3 separate regions of the Mus musculus genome follow, and all the other regions are linked to region 2. The links are chromatin loops, found by intact Hi-C in ENCODE. Cell type or tissue: heart. All regions are shown on one strand.

Evidence for each region. A loop is a pair of places that touch in the nucleus more often than their neighbours do. Peaks named below come from ENCODE experiments on the same cell type or tissue, not always from the same donor. Only the 100,000 strongest peaks of a DNase experiment are listed, where the experiment ranks them.
Region 1: a loop joins it to region 2, with 3 times the contacts of the local background. A loop is called at or near these places in 8 of 42 quality-filtered maps.
Region 3: a loop joins it to region 2, with 2.2 times the contacts of the local background. A loop is called at or near these places in 3 of 42 quality-filtered maps.

The regions. Positions count from the first base shown.
Region 1 is chr12:36,928,777-36,936,776 of GRCm38, reverse strand. No RefSeq gene overlaps it. Among named protein-coding and RNA genes, the nearest start is that of Gm40394, 50 kb to the right of the region's middle. In heart, no CTCF peak of the experiment used is centred here; DNase peaks (open chromatin) are centred at 3,396 and 3,546; H3K4me3 peaks cover 406 bases; H3K27ac peaks cover 685 bases.
Region 2 is chr12:36,709,431-36,717,430 of GRCm38, reverse strand. No RefSeq gene overlaps it. Among named protein-coding and RNA genes, the nearest start is that of Mir5099, 100 kb to the left of the region's middle. In heart, a CTCF peak has its summit at 3,277 (motif pointing left); no DNase peak of the experiment used is centred here; H3K4me3 peaks cover 605 bases.
Region 3 is chr12:36,777,616-36,785,615 of GRCm38, reverse strand. No RefSeq gene overlaps it. Among named protein-coding and RNA genes, the nearest start is that of Mir5099, 35 kb to the left of the region's middle. In heart, no CTCF peak of the experiment used is centred here; a DNase peak (open chromatin) is centred at 4,655.

The sequences.
Region 1 (8,000 bases), 220 kb before region 2:
ACCACGCCTGGCTGTTTTCCTTAATTCTTAATATCCAAAATTTCCAACTGTGCAATAAGAGAAAAAGTGTAGGAAAACATGCTTTTTTTCCCCCTCACTCAGCCAGCCTAAGAAGAGTATGTAAAGAATAAGCATATTGGTTTGTAAGACAGTTATCTTCCACATTGATCCAAGTTTTCAATTGAGATTCTAACAATCACGATGGAACCTACAACTTAAATCTTTAGAAAGTTTCCCAAACTACACACACACACACACACACACACACACACACACACACACACACATTGACTACACCCTCACACATGTACATAAGTGCATGCATATGTGTGCTAACACAGCACACATACATATCTAGCCATCTCTCTGAGGAGCAAAATCCAGCCAAACCTATTAAGACTGGAAAATAGCTAATGTTCTTGCCAGTGAGTTAAAGCTGGGGTATCCCTTTTGTCGTAGCCAAATTTATGACAGGGATCAAAACCTATAAAAAGCTACGTTGCATCCTGCCATTAAGGAGAATTAATATTTTCAGCAGTATGTTAACCGACATTTTTCCAGTGTCTCTTGTTAAAAGCAGATTGTTGGCTTTTCATTATGGTGTGCCAAACATTTTCATTGAAACCTTAACAAGACTTTCATCTTAGAACCATTATTTCTTAAAGCACTTGGATAGGGCCAGTGTGCAGGAACCTTTTCTGCTTTGTAACACTACAATGTGCGGCAATGGCTGTCATTAGTGGATTGGACCTTGCTGAACCATTGCATATGTAGACATTTAAGGCCTTTCCAGTGTGACTTGAGGTTTTTTTCCCCTAAAGTACACTTCATGTTTTATCTATTAAGCTTAAGCAACATAGGTTCTTTCCCTACTTGCATGCATCTTTATGATGATACATTCTATTCATCTGTTCATTAAAAACCATAATAAACACATTGCATGTGCATGAATATACATGGGTGTGTTTACACATATGTACATACCTACACAGACACACACATAGCTCTTTGGGTACTTGTTTCTCATTTATGATGTCTAAAGATTTTTCTCTTGTGCTTGGGAAATCAGTGTATCCTTTTAAATTCCCTAAGTTCCAATAGCTTAACAATTAACTGCATAACATCAGTGTTCGAATTTCTCACATTCAAATATATTTGTGTGTGTACAATATATATGTATACCTTCTCAAATGTATATATTTCTCAAATATTATTGTCTTATTGTGAATGGAAATAAATATTAGAAAGGAAGGCAATAATATGGTTTACAAAATATGCAATGAACATACAATGTGTCTTGTTTCTACGTTCTTCCATTGGGTTTGTTCAATATATATCTTAATAAATGACTCTAATAATGCTACTAATCTAGTGACAATGGGTTCTATTTTGAACAGTTGCCTTTCTTTTTCTACAAATTTATATTTAGAGTCAATGACATCTATATACAGACATGAAAATTCTGACTTTCAGCCTGGGCTTTTACTTGTATGGATTGGCCAGGCTTTCTATTGAGTATCTTATGCTGTGGTCAATCAAATTGAGAAATATGACCAGAGGCCATACCACTAACTCTGCAACCAGCAAGCTGGCAGTGACCTGAACATGGTTCCTAAAGCCAGATGAAAATCCAGAAAGAATGGAAGAAGGCTTTTTGTATTGAAAAGTAAAATTCTGGAACTTTGATTTTATGAAGTTCAAAATGCTCCCCTTCAGTTTATGACCTGGAAACTGAGATGAACTCCACACACATTATGCAGTCCCTGGTTTGGAGTATAATAAAGACATTCCACTTTTATTTGTAGGAAGTAAAAGTCATCTCACTTCCTCTAAATATGTTCTTTTTAGCTCAGCTGCTTTTGACTCCAGTGAACCAATTTTCAAATCAAGAGTAGATTCAACAAAAAAACCATCAAGATAAATCATGTCAGAAAACTAGTCCCAAAGAGAAGAGATGAAAAAGAAAGGCAGTCCAATTCCAAGTGTGTGGAGCTCCATGGCAGTTCGATTACCATCTGGCCTCTCTCCCAATAGTCGAGTAATAACACTTCCTCACGCCAGCACATCTAAGACAAGATAGTTGAGGCCTTCTCTTAACAATTCTCTGCATTTCCTAAAGGAAAACATTTGTCAAAACCTCCTTTATGGAAATTTTCATATGTTTTTCCTGCTTTATATATATATTTGTGTGCATTTTAAAATGAAATACTTATAAAAATTAAAATTAAGTCTTGTGAAATTATCCTTTTGCACAAATACATAAAAGCTCTCTCCTGATATTAAATGGTTCAAAATAAAAGTGATATTGTGCTAAATATTATGTTTCCTTATGAGCACAATATGACTTTAAGTTCTACAAATGGAAGAGGAATGATGCCATTGTCTCAAAATTATAAGAAAACTTGCATGGACTGAATCTGCATTGCTTGGTTTAGTTCTATAATTATGAAATTAACCCTTTGTTAATAGGCTCAAATCAGCTAAGTATTTACGTTTATTAAAAGCAATATCATCTGGAGGGCAAGATGGCTCGTGCAGTAATGTGCTTGTAATGCGAGAGTGAGAACCTCAATTCTATTCCCTAGATTTCATATACAAACTTTGAACATTTATCACATGCTATGATCCTAGCGTTGGGGAAGCAGACACAGGAAGATCCTTGGAGCTGGTTCAGTGAGAGATCTCAAATCTGAGAATGAAGTTGGAGGTACATTAAGTAAGATGCCAGACATCAATTTCTGGTTTATAAATATATGTATACACACATTCACCACCACCACCACCACCAACAACAACAACACCATCACCTCCACCACCACAGGCATATCTATACCACACAAACACACATACTCAAAGCACCACAGAAAAATTATGGGGAAAACTAAACCTTAAAATGTGACTTTAGGAAAGGAAGAAGAAAACACTTCTGATACCATATTTACTTGGTCAAGCCTCCTTTTGCTTATGTGAAATTGTTACATAATTCAACACAAACTGAGTGGTGCTTCAGTGAGCTGTCACCATTGGTTCAGAACACTACTCCAATCAAGAGCACTGAGGTTAATCTAAATTTTCTCTAAAAAGAAAAAAAATTATACTGGCAGAAATGGTTGTATGGATGTGTTTTTTAAATATTTAAAACTATTCTTTGCTTTCTCTCTTTTTCTCTCTCCTTTTTTTTTTCTTCTCAGTTGGGGGTTTGGAGAAGAAGCTGGGAAGGAAGAAGAAAGCTCCTTCCAGGCCCCCTCTAGTCCCCAGAGCACTGTTAGGAAAGGGGAGGGCTTCCTGCCCACGCAGCCATCTGTAACGTTCAGTGAACAGCAGGACTGCTGCAGCCTCAAACCCGGGCAAAGGCCATCTGTATACAAAGAAATCCCCTCTGCTTGAGGTCTCCCTCGCCCTTCTTTCTTTTATCTGCTGGCAGGTGAGCAGTGGAGTTCTCTGCAGCTGGAGTAAATAACTTAACAGTCTCTGCTTGTTAGAGGATACTTCTGAGGGAAACTGGCCTGACGGTACCAAAATACCCAGCCTGACTTTTGGAATGTGCTGGTAGCAAGCTGGGAATGTCATCATCCTGCCAATGTCATACTGTGGAGCCCATTCTGGGATCAGTGGACGTGTGTCTGATGTGCTCCTCAGTTACTGCTTTCTAGGCTTGAGTCAATTAGAGCCAGCTTTTGGGAAAGTAGTGTCACTTAAAATGTATTTTATAAAAGTTATTTTTCGTGCCTATAATTTGGAGCTCCCGTGTATGCTATTTCTGTCAGCCCTTGGCTCACACAACCCGCAGCCTATGGAAAGTAGTGAAGAGTGATAATGGAAAAAATAACAAGGGCGTTTTTTCATCCAACATCTGGAGAAAATGCATTTAAAGAAACATTAACGGATAGATATAGGGATCAATAATGTTAAAATATATAGATGCTTCCTTATAGGAGGAAAAGCAGCCAAGATACATGGGATTGTTTAAATCTGTTTTTACACAAAGAATGCAGCATGGTTTAACAACAAAAATAATCTTCTTTATGAAGGCTGTGTTCACTTCCTTTCCTGGGGTCAACTAAATGAGTAATGTCAGATCCCCAAAGCACATAGGTGCAAAACATTTTTCTTAGAGAAGAAAGACATCACAGGATTCCAGTTTTCAGAAGTTTCCTCTCTTTACTTTTCAGTAAGCCTTGCTGTCGCATATCACTTCTGATGGCAGCCTAGAGGAACAAAATTCTAATATAGAGGATATGCAACTTAAAAAGAAGAAGAAGAACAACAACAAAAAAAAAACCTGAAGTAATCCTGCACAGTATTACATTAGAATAAACAATACAGCCATGATATTATTAGTAATTTAAAGCACAAATGTGAAATTGCTCCGCTCTTACATATTAAAATTAAGACAAAGTACAACCTAAGGGAAATAAACTGTAAGTATCTACCATCAAATTAACTGGATAGTAGCCACATTTTACCATAATGTTTACACTTCAATTTAAGCCCAATTTTGATACCTGAAAGAAAGCATTAATAAATATCCCCGTCTATTCTACGTTTGAGATGTTTCTTTGGCCCTGAGTCAATGCTAAGCTATCAGTATAAGCTAATTTTATAAAGGCATTAGACTTTGAAAACTCAACGAATCAAATATCATTTTTCCCTAGAGCTACCCAATGTTCAGGTAAGACAAAATATCCCAAATTAAGGTGTTGAAGTAAAATTAAAACATTAAGAAGACTGTGTAATAAGCACATTGAAAACTGCAAAGTAGGAACTATAGAACATTTTTTTTTTAAGTCTTGAAAATGAATACATGTTCCTAGTACTTGTTGCTGGGGCTCTGGAGTTTTCAAGTGTCAAAGGAGAGGGAAGGAACCCATCGTTAGTAATGTTAGTTCTTTTCTTTGGTCTGATCATGTTCCTGTCATGTCCAGGGTCAACTTTTGTGGCTTTAAATTTCAGAAACTTGATTTGTTTCAAGTACTGTAAAAGCAGAGGCAATATCATCACCAAGTGAACAGATTGCCACGTAAGGCCAGAGAACAAGTCACCAGTTTACACTGACAAATGATTATGGAACAAACCAAGTTCCCCTGACAGACTGCATTTCTCTCACCTGCAGGCAAACCACAGAGGAAACCAAATTCTACCCAGACCAGTAACAACTTGCCATCAAAGCTACTCAGGTGAAGACAGAGCAACTCCTTATGACTGGCACCATTTCCCATGAGGGAAACTGTTTCAAGAAGTTATTTACCTTGAATCAATACACTAAATAATGTTATCAACCTGACAGGAGAAGCTGGGGTCCATTTGGTCTTTTTTACAGACAATAAGTTGATGTTCACAGAACCTCTCCTGCCTTCCCCCTTCCTCTCCTCCTCTGAGAAAGTGAGCACCTCACCCCTGTCCCCAGCTCTGGTAATGACCAGCCCTGGCACATGAAGTCACTGCAGGACTAGGTACATCCTACCCCACTGAGGCCAAACATGGCAGTCCACATCTTTTAGTCACTCCACTGGTGAAAACTGAGAGGGAATTCTTTTTATTTGTTTGTTTGTTCCTTGGGTTTTTTATTAGATTTTTTTTATTTACATTTCAAATGGTATCCCCTTTCCTGGTTTCCCCTCTGAAAACCCTCTATCCCCTCCCCCTGCCTCTGCTCACCAACCCACCCACTCCTGCTTCCAGGCCCTGTCATTCTCCTATACTGGGTTGTAGAGCCTTCACAGAACCAAGGGCCTCTCCTCCCATTGATGACCAATTAGGCCATCCTCTGCTGCATATGCAGCTGGAGCCATGAGTCTCACCATGTGTTTTCTTTGGTTAGTGATTTAGTCCCTGGGAGCTCTGAGGTTACTGGTTAGTTCATATTGTTTTTCCTCCTACGGGGCCCCTGTGCTCTGTCCAATGGATGGCTGTGAGAAGCCACTTCTGTATTTGTCCTGCACTGGCAGAGCCTCTCAGGAAACAGCTATATCAGGCTCCTGTGGGCATCCACAATAGTGTCTGGGTTTGTTGGTTGTATATTGGATGGATCCCCAGGTGTGGAAGTCTCTGGATGTGAGAGAGAGTTCTTAAACTAGCTCACTTTAGATTTTCAGGATGATGCATGGCTTTTCTGTTTGGACCTTTACTTTACTAAAATAGATCCTCCTCCTCCTCCTTATCCGCCTCCTCCTCATCATCATCATCATCCTCATCCTCATCTACAGAGCTTGATAAAAGTATGGAGCAAAAAGAACCAGAGCTCTTCTTAGAGTTATATATTTTTAGAAATTAACAAAGAACACACAAGATAATATTTCCAGGAAGGAAGGAAGGAAGGAAGGAAGGAAGGAAGGAAGGAAGGAAGGAAGGAAGGAAAAACTCAATGAAAGTGTTTATCTCACAATTTGGAAAGATCTAGATGACACAGTCAATGTTTTCTATAAAGCTGTCATGAGTTTATATAATTGTCTAAAAATAACCTGTATGTTGTATGTAAATTTCATACCCAGGTATTCATTATAATTTACTTCATTGAGTGAAGGAGAAAATGTCTTATATTGCCACAAGCAAAAATTATAATAAAAATAATTTATAAACACATATATATTTTTGGGACCCTAACCAAAAATGGTTTCTATTTGTTTTAAAATCTTCATATAACTACATTGTAATAGTTTAGTTTTATGGGGTTTGTTATGAGAAATGAGATAAAGCCTATAGATCCTTACTAATCAGTTAAGTGAATCTTACATTTTTAAAGTTAAAATAACTCCACAGGACCCAGGGGCCTTAAGAAGCAACTCCAAGATATCAAGGAAAACATTTCTGTGAGAAACTTAAGAAAAGCAAGAAGAGCTGTCAAGAAGGTTCGGCATTTAAAGGTGCTTGCTGCCAAGCCTGAAAACTGGAGTTTGTTCTCTCCCTAGAATTATATGGTAAAGGGAAGAATCAACTCCCAAAGATTGTTCTTTGACCTCCACGTACACTGTGACTAGCACTCATATTCTCTAAGCACAATGTACAGTTACACATGCACATGAGCACACACACATATGCACACACACACACACACACACACACACACACATAAATACACTAAATAAATGAATGTTTTAAAATTAACTGAAAGATATTCAGAAATATAAGAAAATTCAGTTTTGAAGGTAAATACAACCCAAATATAGATTATTAGCAAACATATTTAAATTAAGAACTAAGGTGTAGGCATAAAGAAATCACACTTGACTTCTTTTCTTATTCAAGGCCAGATAGATTTACAAATTGAATTTTTATTTCTAAGCATTGGTCAAAGACATAGCTGTTAAATGATTTAGCAATAAATTAAAGGATGAAGTTTTTCAAGTACTATTGATTATGTAGCCCATGTTTGCCCTGGGTGAATAGGAAAATCACAGTAAACACGAAAGGCATGGATATGCTGAAGTTTGCTTTGTGTAGTCCCAACAGCTTTTAAAACAAGATATTGCATGATACACATAAATTCTCTTTTAAAATAGTGCATAATCTGATTTTCTAGTACTGAACTTGAATGACTAAGCATGCCACTAAAATTATGGTGAAGTTTCATCTTTCTATTAGAGTGGGTATGGTCTCAATGAACTTGCATGACTTATGTTCTTAACTTGGTTAATGAGGTCAAGCCTGTTGTACTTGATAAAGCTCTCCTTTCTGTTCCTAATTATATCTTTTATGGTTAATTATAAAAATTCAAATAAGTGAGGTGATAGGTGTAGAAAATGGCTTGCTGTAGAACCAAACCAACACATATTGTTTTAGCCAAGGACATATAGTTCTCTGCTATCAAATGAATCAGGGAAAGAAGGCTCTGTGCTGTACTATCTGTACCCAGGGGGGCTCCACATCCTGCTAGCAGCCTTCTTCAGATGGTCCAGGGTTAATGATTAGGTGCAGAAACCTAGCTTCTTGAATTTCTCTCTGAAAGTTCAGAGAGAGGCTGTAACTCAGGAGTCACAAGAGATCCCAGTATAGCACAAAGT
Region 2 (8,000 bases):
GTTTCCACCTTCCTGATCCTTATGTTATATACCTCTATGCCCACTCCCACCCACATCTTCCTCAGAGTGGACGCCTTGGGTTAAACTCGCTCAGGAACTCTTGAACTCCTGTTAGATTTCAACACCATTCCCTACATTCATTAAATGGATGCTCTTCAGCGGGTTATTAAACTTCTCTGTGACCCCTTTTCCACATCTCCAACCTCATAGCTTTGTTTTTGCAGGTTACATGATCTTGAGAAAAGTTCTCAGACCATGCATGCCTGGAGCACAGGAAGTGTTTTAACACATTCTCTCTGAAATCTGTATTTCCCCTGTGATATCTTGGCCAGTCTTGGCCAGACAGCAATGATACCATCTCTCAGGCTGGACTTGCACACTGTGAAGCTGGTATACCCCGACACCACCTGCAATGGTTCACACAGCTGGTCGGTTCCTATGTCTTTAATTTGAGGTCGTGTTATGGGGAGCTTTAATGAACTTTTCATTTTTGCAGAAATTTTAGCTCTGAATAGTGCCCCAGTGGACACTATGTATAAGCACTCATATCTATAGTTCCTAATAAATTATTCAATGCCACAAAAGTATATGCTGGATACTAACTCCAGCTCCAATTAGCTCACTTGAAGGCTGTTCATGGCATCTTTTCTGCCTGTTTTAATGGCCTTAAAGGAAAAAGGAGGAAGAAAGAAGAGTGAGATAGAGAGACAAAGAAAGAGACCGAGTAGACAGAGAGAGCAAGGAAGCACTTCCATAAATAAGACAGTGTAGAAACTGCTTTCAGGGGGAAAACAAACAAACAAACAAACGCTTCAGCATCACAAGAGCGCTCGGAACACCAGCTACATGCCTTTCTGTTTTGGTTCCTGCTGCTTTTGGTGTTTATCCCCCAGTCACATTAATTTCCCCCTAGAACGATACTAATGTACTAATACATTTCTCTGTATTCTTGTATAGTGTGTAGTGTTTGGTATGCTTTTAAGTATATTTGCATTTAAACCAGTCATATTATCACTCTGTGTTCCCATTAAATTGCTACTGAACCACTCAATGCTGGCCTTTAATCAACAACAAAACTGACGATATATGGGAGATGATCCCATATTTGGTCAGTGTGATCTGAATCCAACAGAGATTCAATCAACCAGTGAGAGAAGTTTTGCTACTCTTCCAGTCCTACGGGAAAGAGTTTTCTACTTGAGCTGTCCAGTTCGATGGTGGTCTTTCACTTTCTGGTGAATACGCTTCCAGATAAATAGCATTTTATGTTTTGAAATCTTATTTTTGGCAACCAACATGTTTGATGGATTTTAAAAAACAAAACAAATCAACAACAACAACAAAAAAAAAAAAACCAAACAAACATCTTTCAGAAGCCCAGAGCAGCAGAAAATACAGACCCCTGAAAACCTTTGTAGAAACAGGCAAGCCATAAGTCAAAAGTGAAGAGCAAGCTAGGCGTGACTTCAGTATCTACAGGATTTTATTCATGAAAATGTAGGAAATGCATCAGATTCCAAAGATATTTACTTACACGTCTGCACTGAAAGAACTGTTTAATAAACAAATGCTGGAAGTGATTGAAATTCCCAGAATGAGAGAAGGGAGCTAATGAATATGGGGTTCACACAGCTATAACCAGTGAGATAATTCTGGGCACTGGTGGAAAGGCATCTTTAAAACGTATTGCCAGTGGAACGGCAAATCTATTTTTCACATGATTCCACTTTTGTTAAGAAACACCGAAGAAATGCACAAACATAATAACTTTCATATGTATAGAATGGTACATGCTGGAGAGTGTCCCTAAAGATCCAAACTGCGTAAAAGGATCACACAGCCAAAGGGTAGAAGGGAAATGACTGATATTTTCATTTTTGTCCAGTATCATTACGTGTGGCAGCTGTTTACAGCCAGTTTGTATTAGCTCCACATTAAATTTTCCCAAGTTCAAATAAAATAAAAAACAAAAATGGATAATCTGATCTTTGAGGCAAGTGGGAGATACAGTTTTGCTCATGGGTGAAGCTGAATATCATACAGAGAAAGGGAGGTAGAGGTGAGAGAGGGGGAAAAGGGAAATCCCAGAATTAGCCATACGCCCAAATCACCTATTAAGCATGAATGTCACCTCAAGAAAGCTGCCTCGAAGATTCATGGTTTGTGGTATATCTGTGTGTCTTTCTGACTGTGTAGCAGAAGAAAGTGACAAATAAATAAAAGAGACAATTTGAGTGAAATTCGAGAGCGCAAGGCAAAAGTTGTTTATAGCTATAGATAATTACTCAGGGAAACTGGGAAGAAAACTTTCAAATGCTTTAAAATAGTTAAAAGATTTTTTAAAAAAATGCTTTCATTATTGAAATTAAGTTTGAGATAATCACAATTCACAATAATTACCCTTTTCCAAAATAAGAATTAGTTAAAATTTAAGAATTAGTGTCACTCAAAACTTAATATTTTACTATATAAGGAGCTAATATCTCAATTTTCAATATTTTTATTTATATTTTCAAATGTTGTGTTTTAACATTTCAAGCTGGATTACATACATTATTTTTTCATTTTTCTTCAAATAGTCGAACCTAAAAACTCAATACAAAACAAAATTTGAGCATTTTTTGCAGGATTTGAACATTTTAAAAGAAGTGATTTCTGGAAGCAGGGAAGAATATATAAAATGGTAACGGGAACATGAAAAACAGTTCAAACGTAGGCCCGTCATCCTGCAACTGAAATTTTTGCCATTGAAAACAAACGCCCATTTTCATTTTTCTATGTAAGTAAGCAGACAATTTTAGTTTTGAACGTTCAACCTTTGGCTTTATTTCAGCATGGTCCAGACATCTGCCTAGTGGAGTCCTTTACCTTAAATGCCTGGGCAAAATGTAACAAAATGTAGCAGATACACACAACAGCAGATACATACAACAGTTACATCCAGGGCAAATAAAACAGAGGACGAGACCACGGGAAGTTTGGGGAAGCCCATGCTGTCCAGGGTGTTTTGCCCTGTTAAGTTCAAATAATTCGTCTGGATCCCATTTCTCCAGAGCAGTTTTACTTCCTGAACGTTTCACGTATTAAAATGTGGATGTAGTAATGTTATATGCTGCGCTGGTCTTTGTTTGCTTATAGGAGTAATCGATGAGATTTGGACGAGAAAACATCGGAGAAAATGTTAAATAAGGTCTGGGATGTGCACTTGTGGCTTGCTTTCCCCCCTCCTGGAAGCAGCCGGGGAACACACCAAGATTTATGGTGCTCGGCTCCCTCTAGTGGGCAGTTTTATCTTATTTTTTATTTTTATTTTTTTATAAGATATTTTCTCTATTTACATTTTAAATGTTTTCCCCTTTTCTCGTTTCCCCTCCGAAAACCCCCATCTCGTCCCCGCTGCCCCTGCTCACCAACCCACCCATTCCTGTTTCTCTGCCCTGGCATTCCCCTACACTAGGGGCATCGAGCCTTTTCAGAACCAAGGGCCTCTCCTCCCATTGATGTCCAACAAGGCTGTCCTCTGCTACATAGGCAGCTGGAGCCATGGGTCTGTTCCTCCAAGTGTACTCTTTGATTGTACTAGCTCTCTAGTCCCTGAGAGCTCTGGGTATAATGGTTGGTTCATATTGTTGTTTCTTCTATGGGGCTGCAAACCCCTCAGCTCCTTGGTTCCTTTCTCTAGCTCCTCCATGGGGGACCCTGTGCTCAGTCCATTGTTGGTTGAGAGCATCCACCTCTGTATTTGTCAAGCACTGGCAGAGCCTCTCAGTAGACAACTATATCAGGCTCCTGTCAGCAAGCACTTGTTGGCATCCACAATAGTGTCTGGGTTTGGTGACTATATATGAAATGGATCCCCAGGTGGGGCAGTCTCTGGATGGCCTTTCCTTCAGTCTCTGATCCACACTTTGAATCTCCTCCAGTGTTTTTAAATGGATGATTCTACAGCTGCCTGGCTGGCTGGTGCAGACTGCAGGTGAGAAGTCAGAGTGGACCTGCCTGCTCCGGATGCAGGGACTTCCCAGTCCATCTGCTCATGTCTTACCTGTTTTGCAATATCAAGGAAGCTAGTTCCAAACTAGAAATAACTAGGGCTAAGAAATTTTGTCTGAACAAAATGAAAATTCCCACTGTGCTCATACTTCTTGGAGCCCTTGAAGAACCTTGTCAGACCATAATTCCTTCAACAGCATATCCACCCTTCCACTAGGTGTAGGAAGTCGGTTGCTATAGGAACAACAAACAGATGAATCAAACATACATGAGTAGCATGCAATTTCAAAATGTATTGTTTCAGTGGGGTAAAACGCTTAGAAGATATTATTAATAATCCATGAAATTACAAGTATAAAGTAGTTATTCTTTGCAATTATACAGTGACATTGATCATAAATATAAATCTGAATACTGTGCCCAGTAGCTCACAATTTAGGCAGATAAATATGCTCAGATGTTATTTTATTTGAGTTTTGAAAACTAATTTTTTTCAATTTGTACAAGCTTACATAATTTCTACTATACAGGAGATTAGTGCAATGTGCTTTTGTGGGCCCATGAAGAGTGGCAGTGGAACCTGGGTGAAGCTAAAATAATCTCAAAGAATTGACAGAACATCTTCTGAAAGTTGAAGCAAAAATAAGCGCACAATGTAGCATGTTTGGTCACATTAAAGTGTCATTCGCCAGATGCTAAAATTTATCTTTCCAACTAAAAGTAGTCCATATGGTAAACTACACTTAAGCAGTGCACCCAAAAAATTATGTGTTGAAAACTTAATCTTCAATGTAAGCTTTGGGAGTAGGGCCTAAGATGCTGGGGTCAAGAAGGCTTTCCTCTTATGGATGGGTTCCTCTGCATTGCACAAAGGCTGAAAATAAGTTTACCCCCTAGCCCTCTTTTTATACTGTTCTTACCCAAGGGATGAAAGAGAAGTTCCCTGGTAGTTTTTGTCCATTGATTTTGGACTTTCCAGACTCCTCAGCAAGAAACAAGTTCCTTTGTTCCTTCCTTAGGGCCCCCTTTTTAGTTCCCAACATCCATCTTTCCTTCCTTCCTTCCTTCCTTCCTTCCTTCCTTCCTTCCTTCCTTCCTTCCTTCCTTCTTTTCTTCCTTCTTTCCTTCCTTTCTTCCTTCCTTCCTTCTTTCCTTCCTTCCTCCCTCTTTTCTTCCTCCACTCTCGTCTTCCCTTTCCCCTCCCCCTCCTTCTGTTTTCTCTTATCCCACTCTGACTTTTCTACCATTTGTGCCATAACAACACAAACCAGGTGATGCAGAAACAAAGAATTTACCGAATTACCTAGTGGCAGCCTCCTTCCTGATTTCTTTTGTCCCTTTCGGCTAGGTCCCAAGGGCTAGCAGCCCTGACTAAATTCTACGATGGGAAAATGATCAGATCTAGCCATCATGCATATTGAGGAAGAGCTAAAGAATACACTGCAGTAAGAATCCAGGTTACAACTGGGTTATCCCACAGAACCAAAGCTGGACCTATGTGACAATACTATGTCTCTGTGCATTATAAAGACATGCATGCAGAAAGACATAGTATTCAGCCTTAAAAAGGAGATTACACCATTAAACAACATGGATAAACCTGGAAGACATTGTACTAAGTGTAATAACCCAAACATAGGAAAACAAAAACTTCATGTCCTCACTTAAATATGGAGTCTAGAAACTGTTGAACTCACAAAATCAGATAGCAGAAGGCTGTTTACCAGTAGCTGTCTTTGATAGGGTATAAGCTTGAAGTTATGTCGTGAATAAATTCCAATATATACCCTGGCAATGCTGCTGATAAAAATGTATGCTTGTGTGAAAATTTTCCATCTCTCCTTCTCTCTCTCTCTCTCTCTCTCTCTCTCTCTCTCTCTCTCTACCTCTCTCCCTCCCTCCCTCCCTCCCTCCCTCCCCCTTCTTTCCATCTCATATGCATTTGCACAAATATACACACTCATATACATATGTGCATACAAACATACACACATACACACACACTTTGAGTGTGTGAGGGAACAGTTCTTTTTCCCTTTTTATTGAAAATAATTTTTTTCTTCACATAATATATTATGATTACAGTTTTTCCTCCTTTTATTCCTTGTAGATCCTGCTCACCTCCACTCCCATCTGAATACACCCCCTTTTCTGTCTCTCTCTAGAAAACAGAGTTCTAAGGAACACAAGATAAGGTGCAAGAAACACCTTTAAGGTGTTTCTCAGGAAGCAGAAGTGGAAGCTCTATAAATTTGAGGCCACCTTTGTTTACATGGTGAGTTCTTGGACCAGTCCCACTCTATAGTGAGACCCTGTGTTTAAAAGGACGGATAGAAGTAAGGAGAGAAGGAAGGGAGAAAGGAAGAAAGAGAAGGGGAGAAAGGGAGGGAGGGAGGAAGGAAAGAAGGAAGGAAGGCATGCAATTATTTTCCCACCTGGAAGAGAAATTTAAATCCCTGAGCTCAACACAGAGCTACAATGGAGAATTCACTAAAATCCTGCTTTCTACTTCCATCACTTAGTATTTAAAGATCTCCTCAGGGATCACCAAATGCACTGATGTCACAGGAAGAAAAGGAAGCAAAACAACTTCCTCCTGGATTCATGCGACCAACAGCAAGCCAAATTTTCTGTTTTTCATTTCTCTCCCAGTACCTTCCATCTGCATGTAATGTGTGGTAACTGGCCAACTTGCAATCTGTCTGTTTGCCTCTGACTGATGTCTGAATGTGTGTGCACCTGAATCTGTGTCTCTGTGTGTGTGTGTGTGTGTGTGTGTGTGTGTGTGTACATATGCATATGCCTGTGCGTGTATACATGTGTGTGCACGTGTGCCTGTGACTGTAGTTGTGGCTGTGACTGGCTCTAACAAAGAGGTTTGCTCTCTATTTGTTGGACATTAGAGAGAACATGATATGAAAAAAAAAGTTAAGGATTCTCCACAGAAATACTTAAGAGGTTTCTTGTAATGTCTGTGGATATTTTGCCTGCATGTATATCTGTACCCCACAAGCATTCCTGGTGCTCACAGAGGCCTAAGAAAGGCATTAGGCTCTCTTAAAATTGGAGTTACAGACAGTTGTGAGCTGTCATGTGGGTGCTAGCAACTGAATTCTGGTCCTCTGCAAGAAGAGCAAGTATTATTAACTGCTGAGCCATCTCTCCAGCCACTTTAGTTTTGCAAGGGAAGAAGCACTCACTATTTTAAATGCATTATCAAGCTACAGTGTGGCCATGAGCTTGTCTACCTTGCCTCTTTTGTTCACTGAATAACTACTCTGAGACTTAACTGTTTATAAAAAAATGCTGAGGCCATAAACTTTGGCTCATTCCTGACTAACTTGTAACTTATATAGGCCACTTATTCTCGTCATCTTTGCCATGTGATTGGATATCTCTCCTGTTTTATGTGTCCAACTTCATTAAAGTTCATGGCAAATCCACAACTCTGGACTCTTTCCCAGAGTCAGTCTCTCTCTCTCTCTCTCTCTCTCTCTCTCTCTCTCTCTCTCTCCCTCTTTCTCTCTCTCTCTCATGTCCCACCTTCTATTTCTGACTCAGTTCATAAGCTATCACCTTTTTATTGTCAAGTGATGCTCCCACACAGAATATAAAAGATTCTCTCTACACTATAGCCTGTAATTTCTTCCAACATATATGATGGTAAATACTTGCTGCATAAAGATGCTTTCAATCTGTTGGCTGCTTTCAGAAAATGATTGCCACAACACACACACTCACTCACAACTCTGGGTCAGGTGTATAGAAGAGGGTGTAATTTAAAATTAAAGCTATTCATTAGCTTAGGTTGTAAAAGCAGATTTCGAGGGGAAATCCAAATTATACTGAGATTAGTTGCAAAGGCAGGTTAAATTTAAATATGCTTAGTACACAGTAAGACAACATCCTACGTATATAGTCTTAAATGATCTCCAGGCGTATTGTTAATTTAGCCAGAAAGTCTGGAAAAATTCATTCTCTCTAAAGTCAAGAAATATTTTCCTAAA
Region 3 (8,000 bases), 68 kb before region 2:
GAACTCATTGCCCCCACTTTGTGATAAACTTAAAACTGATGTAGAAAGTTCAGTGATTGTGAAAGAGGGAGAGAAGAATAAGGAAAGCAGCTGTGCATCTCAGCCATTGTTGTCAATCATCTTGCCTACTGTAGTAATTCCGAGACGTGCATGCACACCAGTGCTAATGACTAGAATTTTAACAGTCAACATCTTCTTTACTGCACACATATCAGCTGCTTAGCTGCATTAGTCAGTTCATTCAGCTACAATAATGTAAAGTGGGTTTTTCTTTCACACGCTCATATGAAGTTGTCCAGGGGAAGAGGCAATGATATGGAAATAGATCAAAGCTCAGTAACACATTTCCTCCAAAAGAGGACTCTAAATTTCTGTTAATATATTTTGAATATCTTTAATTTTTCCTTCTTCCTAAAGAATGAGAAAATACACCAAATCCTTTATATGTTATATCCTATACAGGTAACAAAGTATAAACATCAATTCACAGCACATGTTTATTGTCTGTCTTTCATGGAAGCAAAGCCTATACGGTGAAGGACATTGGGTATATTAACTAAAGTGAGGAGGGAAGAAAAATTATTTCTCAATTTTGATTAAAATATATTAATATATTTTTCTTTGAGATACAAATAACTGATCTTGATCTTCTTCAGTCATAATTTAAATATTTAAAAATATTATTTCAATCAATCTATGAAGGTGTAGCTTCAACAATACTGATTTTCAACTTGAACCTTTCTGATCCTAAGCCCTTTGCCATGTCTATACATTGCTAAATTTCCTGTTTCACTTTCCTGCAACTTATTCCCTTAAGTGTTTTCTGTTAGATGGATTCAGTGTGTGTGCAGTGTGTGTGTGTGTGTGTGTGTGTGTGTGTGTGTGTGTGTGTGTGTGTGTGTTTGTAGGACACTATTCTGAACTATAATCTGCATCAGCCTATTGTTTTTCCTACATGTGTATTGAAAGGGGTAAGGAAAGGAAAAGAGTCACCAAATCTTTCTTGGAACTTCCACTTTAAATTCAAAACAGACCTGAATGTCTACTGGGATCTATGTCTACTAAGACAAAGAATGTGCACCTGTGAGCACCTAAGCCACCCAATGAATGGCACCATTGCTTCACATAAATGTGGCCACAGATATTTTTTATGTGGTTATAGAATTTTATCATAAATCCCATGTCTCCACCTAGAATTCTATCTGTCCTGCAGGGCTACTTTTTACCTTTAGATAACATTTTACAGCACAGGCCTGATGTATTGCTTCTGTCACCCTTTGACCACTAAAGGATCTTAGAGCAGCACAGTGGGTGAATAACAAGGAGATGAAGCAAATTCTCTGACCCCCCAGCACCACCTATGCATCTGGTCACAATTTTCCTAGTTTATGGTAATAAGAGGAATGCATTTATCATCCCTCTGCTCCTTCTTAAACTTATCCTCCATTGTTAAATTTAGGAGTTGGCCATAGGTATAATAAAATTATTAAATAATGTGGAGAGTAATGTGTGAGGTGTCTAGTTGAATTTTACAGGGAGATATTGGATAGCGAGAAGGAGTGTCAGGTGTTAATGGCATACTCAGAACATCATTACCAAATTAGATAGATGCCTTAAGATTTCTGAGACTTAAACTGGGGATTAAAGATAACCTGATGACTCTCAGACTAATTTAGCACGTCATGCTCCACTTCAAAGAGGGCAACCCTGCCGTAGCTAGGGAGAATTTGCTCTGAGAAACAAACAAACAAACAAAAAAACAAATCAGATTTTATTATTACACTGTAGACCACACCCAATATCTTTTTTGTGCTTTATCTATAATCATTAGTATAATTGGGATGGTTTTAGTAAAATTTTTATATAATTGAAATTAACATTTTACAATTAAAATTTGAAACACATAATTAAGTTGTTTTTCTTGTTCTCAGTATTTCTCAATTTTCAAAAATCAGTCAGGGAAAAAGAAAAGCTATGCAATTTTGAAAAGTTGGCAACATTAATGACCAGGTCATAGCTCCCTATTTTAAAAAATATTCAATTGCATGAAAATGTTTGATATCATTAATCATCAATAAATAAAGATTAAAAACACAATGAGAACAAGTATATACTCTAAAAGTATCTAAGATTTCAAAAACAGGAAACACTAAGTGTTTGTAAACCAATAGAGACACTAAAATTTTCATTTATTATTGATGAGAATGTGAAATGGTAGAAACTACCCTGGGAACTATTCTAAACTTCCTCCATGAAACAAAAATATAGCAAGCCAAAGATGCAGAAATTCCACTCTTTAATGTTTTCCTGGCAGAAATAAGAGCATGAAGAATGTATGTGCAAGAACAACCAAAAAACTTTTATTTTGCTAAAGTTTTTTATTTGTTTGGGGTGGGGCACTTGTGCGCAGGTATACACAAAAGCTAGAAAAACAGGTTGAATCATGAGGTCTAAAATTACAGGTGATTTTCAGCCTCCTGTCTTGGGTGTTGGGAACCAAACTCTGATCCTCTGCGAAGACAGCAACCACTCTTAAACGCTGGGCCATCTCTCCAGCATCCCAAAAGACATTCCTGTCAATTTCATTGTTCAAGGAATAAACCAATTCAGCCCAAATTTTCATCAACAGTAAAATGGACAGACTGTGATAAGTTCCCACAATAGAGCTCTACCAAGAAGTACAAAGAGACAAATCACCACCCTACAAAGAGGTCCCTCAAAAACCTTATGCTGAAAGAAGCCCCCCGTAAGCCAGCAAAGGACTATCACAGTGTTTGTATGTTCTTTGAGCCTAAAATGGACAAACCTAACCTATGATGTAAAACTTGAGAGTGGGTTTGTCTCTCTTTGGTAGGCAAAGGGATAGGAACTGAGAATTGTGCTAAATTTGACATAGTGGTTTTCAGTACTGTGAGGGAGCTTTTACTTCCTTATGCTTGTATATAAAATAATGTAAAATAACCATCAGTTGACATACAAGATTTGCACATTTCACCTTTATAAAACTTATCCAGCCAAAATGTCAATACATTTTTAACTGTACTTGATGATTTTTTTGATATAAAGAATACTAATATCTGTGATTAACTTTACAAAAATAAAATCACTCACTCGTCAGGGTGCTAGATTAATAGATTTTAAAAGAAAATAAGAGACTTCAAGTGCTATGTATGTGAGTATTCGCTGTAGGGACATTCAAAGGTTCCTGAATATATGCTAAGTGAGGTAATACAATGTTGGCACAAAACTGATGAACCTTCACAGTATTGCTCCTGAGAACTAAAAGTTTAAAAGCTAAAAACTAACGAGGCAAGGAATGTCACTGCCACTCTTCATAGAGAATTAAATAATTCATAGAGCATTTTAATAACTTGAAATTCTGTTTGATATCATGGTTAAGTCGTCATCAAAGCTACTTAATACAGAAGAGAATGACTTCCTACCTAGATGACTTTTACTTCAAATGAAGGAGGTAGAAATGGTTTTAAAGTGAATGATATTGACCAGGAAGTACATTATAGTTTAGAATATGAATGGCTGCATATCTACCTACCCTATATTTAGGAATAAATAGCACTCAATTTCTACCCCATATGTAGGGCACAGGGAGACATAGCAACTAACTTTAAGTCTGGAGTCAAGTATATCTAAGTTTGAGTTTGGGATCTCTTTTCCTCATTTTATCAAGAAAAATTGTCAAGAGGAAGCCTTCATTCCATCACTTATCAAATGGGCAAATATTCAACATATACTCCTGAAGGTCCTTCTAAGGATAACAGAAACTGTATGCGTTAACAACAGTTACACACTACCACAAACGGAAAAAACAGAATAGAAGATACATGAAACTTAATGATAATGCCCCTAAGCAAAGGGTAATAATAGGAATTTAAACAGAACCCATGAGACCACAGACATTTGAGATTCACTGTGTTTGTTTGTTTGTTTGCTTGTTTGTTTGTTTGTTTTTGCCACATGGGAAACAGCAATCCTCACCATTTCACCACCAACACCAATGCAGTGGTGGCCATGGTTATTCCTAAATACAATTCTGAATGAAAAGCCACATTATGAGTGGGTTTTTTTTCTCTTCCCCTGCAAATCTTCTCACAAGCTTCTCATAAATAAATGGGGCTACAGTCAAGAAAACCAGACTAAATCCCTTTCTTACTACTTGGACCATTCCCAAATCATTCATCACAGAGGTTGGCAGATCAGAGCTTCTTTTTCATATACATCTCAGGGAGGCTGGCTAGGTTAGGCAACAGAGACAAAAGTGACTAGCTCAAAGACCCGGGGCATCTTTGCCAATCCCCTGCTTTAAAAGAAAAAATGAACAGTGTACTTTTTAAATAAATCATCTTTCTCCTTGTACTAGAGGTGCTGAAAACCGTATCTACAGCTCTTTGCAGAAAGACACTGTGCCACATGAAGATGACAGTGTCTCTCTCTCTCTCTCTCTCTGAATTCTAAAATAAACAGACCCCGAGAACTGACATTGGGTTTCAGTGACTGCAGTTCACTGACTTTTTCAGTGTAAAAGCTGTCTATTTTAACTCTACCATTGTTCCTGAGGAAGAAGATGGTGTACGGGAGTATGAGACCAGGATAAGAAAAACAATGTTTGTCCCAGGGAAGTTATTGTGATGCACGCGCGTGGTGCCAGAAAACACATGTGTGATAAGAATTACGAAAATCCAAAGGAAATGTGTTATGTATGATTGCTCTTCAGTTTTCCTAGGATTTCTTGTTCTATTTAAATCTCTAAAATGCTTCAGAGTAGTGATAGTAAAAAGAAGATGAAAACAATGAATAAAACCAAAGCATCACAGAACAATTTCCACAGAACGAAAGGTTCTTAAATTTCTTTTTAGTAAAAAAAAAAAAAAAAAGTCAATTATCGTTTATATTGTTTTATTTAAGGAGTATAAAATTCTTCCTGGGGTTTCGGAGTACGAGGCCGGTACACCTTATCATTTTCTGGCTCTTATACTTGGAAAAAAAATCCCAATTGTGGTTGGGACAGAAGACATTAAGTAAATGTGTATTTTACATTTCAGTTAATTAAATGTGATCAAAGGTACCCTAACAGCATTTCAATGAGCATTTTCCTATTTTCCTATCATGTGGCACAGAATATAGAATAATAGAGCCATGTCTCTGTTATTCATTCAATAGTTCCTTTTGCTATGGCCAACCAAAATTTTCCATTCTTTGAAACCCAGGGTTTTACTACACAGATGAAACACACCTGTTTCTGATATACAACCACTTTCAATTCTTGTTAACTTTGAAAAATTCATGAAATGGAAAAAAAAATCTGTGTTCCTTATTTTGGTGTTAAATATAATTTGGAGCTTTGCATTGCCGATTAGCAGGGAAAAGCAAACAATTACTTTCTGCAAGCAAAACACTGTACAGTCTAATAATTTTAAAATGTTCATGAAGTATTCACTGTGGATACAAGCCTTCCCCTGCCTCTGGGAAGTTGGACCTATGGAAACAAACTAACAAACCAAAAACAGTAACAAAGAAAGAAGGAAAAAAAGAAAGAAAGAAAGAAAGAAAGAAAGAAAGAAAGAAAGAAAGAAAGAAAGAAAGAAGCAAAACCAAGTGATGGCAGTGTTTTTACTTTTAAGTGAATTGACTGGGAATATCTTATTTGGAAAAGAAAATAAAGGGAAAATTAGAAGAGAAATTACGAATGTTAAGTGCAGGCAATGGAGACCTTGAGAGGAAAACTTCCCTCCTGAGACAGAGTAATAAAGTCTCTGAAGTGGGAGACTTCGAAAGGTCTTTTTTTTTTAATTATTATTATTTTATGTATTTCTTTATTTTAAGAAATGTGAATAGTTTGAGGTAGAAAGAGGTGATTTCATAGATATATCAAGAAGTCAAATTACATAACAACTTCTAGGCCATGATAAGGACTTTGGGTTGGGCACATGAACGGTGTAGAGACTTGTTCAGGAAATAGACAAGGGAGGTGGTATCTCATTTGTCTGTTAGAATGATGACAAACTGCTATGGTTACCATGATGACTATGCACCACAGTATATGAATGTAGAAAGAGAATATCGTGTTAGCAAATTGTTAAATGTCTCAATAAAGAAAAGGGTTCTGATATGGTATGGAAAAACTGGATTTGTTTTTATTTTCGCTTCATTTTATTTGATGAATTGTAAAAGTAGAGACAGAAGAATTTGTTGAAAAACTGGTAGGGAGTATGAGGAAAAACTTGCGCCAATGATTATTCTAAGGCACTGGTCACCACTGGCAAAGTAAATATCAAAGTATTCCATTCAATAAGGAGATAAAGAATATTTTATGGGATGGAACTTAGCTTTCTCTTGTGGACAGTTTATTTGTAATACCCAATAAATGTAGAGATGACTTGACACGTAGGTAGATATATCCACCTAGATATGAGGCATGAGATATAAGCTGCACATGTATATTTTAGAATCAGAAGTTTGTTGTACCAAATGTTACATAATTCAGTGGATCTTCTGGTAGGAGTGAGTGGCTATTGATCAAGCCAAGTTTTTACTAGGTACTTAAGATTCTGAGCTCCATATTTTCTTCAGTCAAGAGCAATTCTGAGTTAAAAATTTGGACCTGAATGGTTGGCCCCATCCTGCAACCATGGGCCTTGTCTAACCTTTTGATATGGTATCTACAGGTTCTCCCTCCCCTTTGTTGGTCATTTCAGCTAATGTCATCCTCCTTGGGTCCTCAGAACTTCTTGCTTTCCTGACATCTGGTGTCACGCCCACCTCGTCCAGCAAGGAAAATGTAACACGGTAGGATTCTTCTCAACAGCTTTATTGCAGGACCACCTTGATGCTACGGGGAACCCCGGGAACCCAGGGAGGACTGCTTATATCACCCCAGCACTGGGAGGGCTATGTGTCCTCCTGGGATTGCTTGGTCTGTCGACACTTCATTAGCATGCACCCGCTTGGGAGTCGGGCTAGCGCCTGCTCAGTGGTGTTGTTTACAGAGAAGGTGTGCTGGAGACCAGTGCCAGCTGCCTACAATGTGAGACTTGCTGGTAGCTACCTACAATTTCCCATCCCCCATTGCTACATACCTGGGGAGGCCATGCAGAGACCACCTCCCCCCCCCCCCCCCCAGGATCTATCCCATATACAGACACCAAACCCAGACACTATTGCAGATGTCAAGATGTGCTTGCTGACAGGATCCTGATATAGCTGTCTTCTGAGAGGCTCTGCCAGAGCCTGATAAATACAGAGACAGATGCTAGGAGTCAACCACTGGACTGAGCATAGGGTTCCCACTGGAGGAGTTAGTGAAGGAACTGAAGGAGTTGAAGGGGTTTGCAATCCCGTAGGAAGAACAACAATATCAACCAACTAGAACCCCTAGAGCTCCCAGGGACTAAACCACCAACCAAAGAGCACAGATGGAGGGACCCATGGCTCCAGCAGCATATGTAGAGGAGGATGGCCTTGTCTGGCATCAGTAGGAGGACAGACCCTTGGACCTATGAAGGCTTAATGCCCTAGTGTAGGGAAATACTAGAGAGCACCCTCATGGAAGCAGTGGGAGGCAGGGAGCGGGGCGGGGCTTGGGATAGGGAGTTTCTGGAGGGGAAGGTGATAACACTTGAAATGTAGATAAATAAAATATCTAATTAAAAAAAGTAAAAGATTCTGAGCTGATGAATCAAAACCAAAACAGTGAGAGAAAGATGGAGGGGGATTAAGAATGTATGTCCTGCAGTCAATTTAAGTAGAAAAAATGGTTGTATTCAGTGATTTTACAGCAATGAGAAAATGTAGTACAGTATAAAATATTACAAATTTAGTACCTGGACTGAACTGATATTTGTATCAGAAATTTCTTGGTCACACAGAAAAGAGAGATATTTATTTATTTATTTATTTATTTATTTATTTGGATATTTTCTTTATTTGCATTTCAAATGTTATCCCCTGTCCTGATTCCCACTCTGAAGAAAACCCTCCCCAAT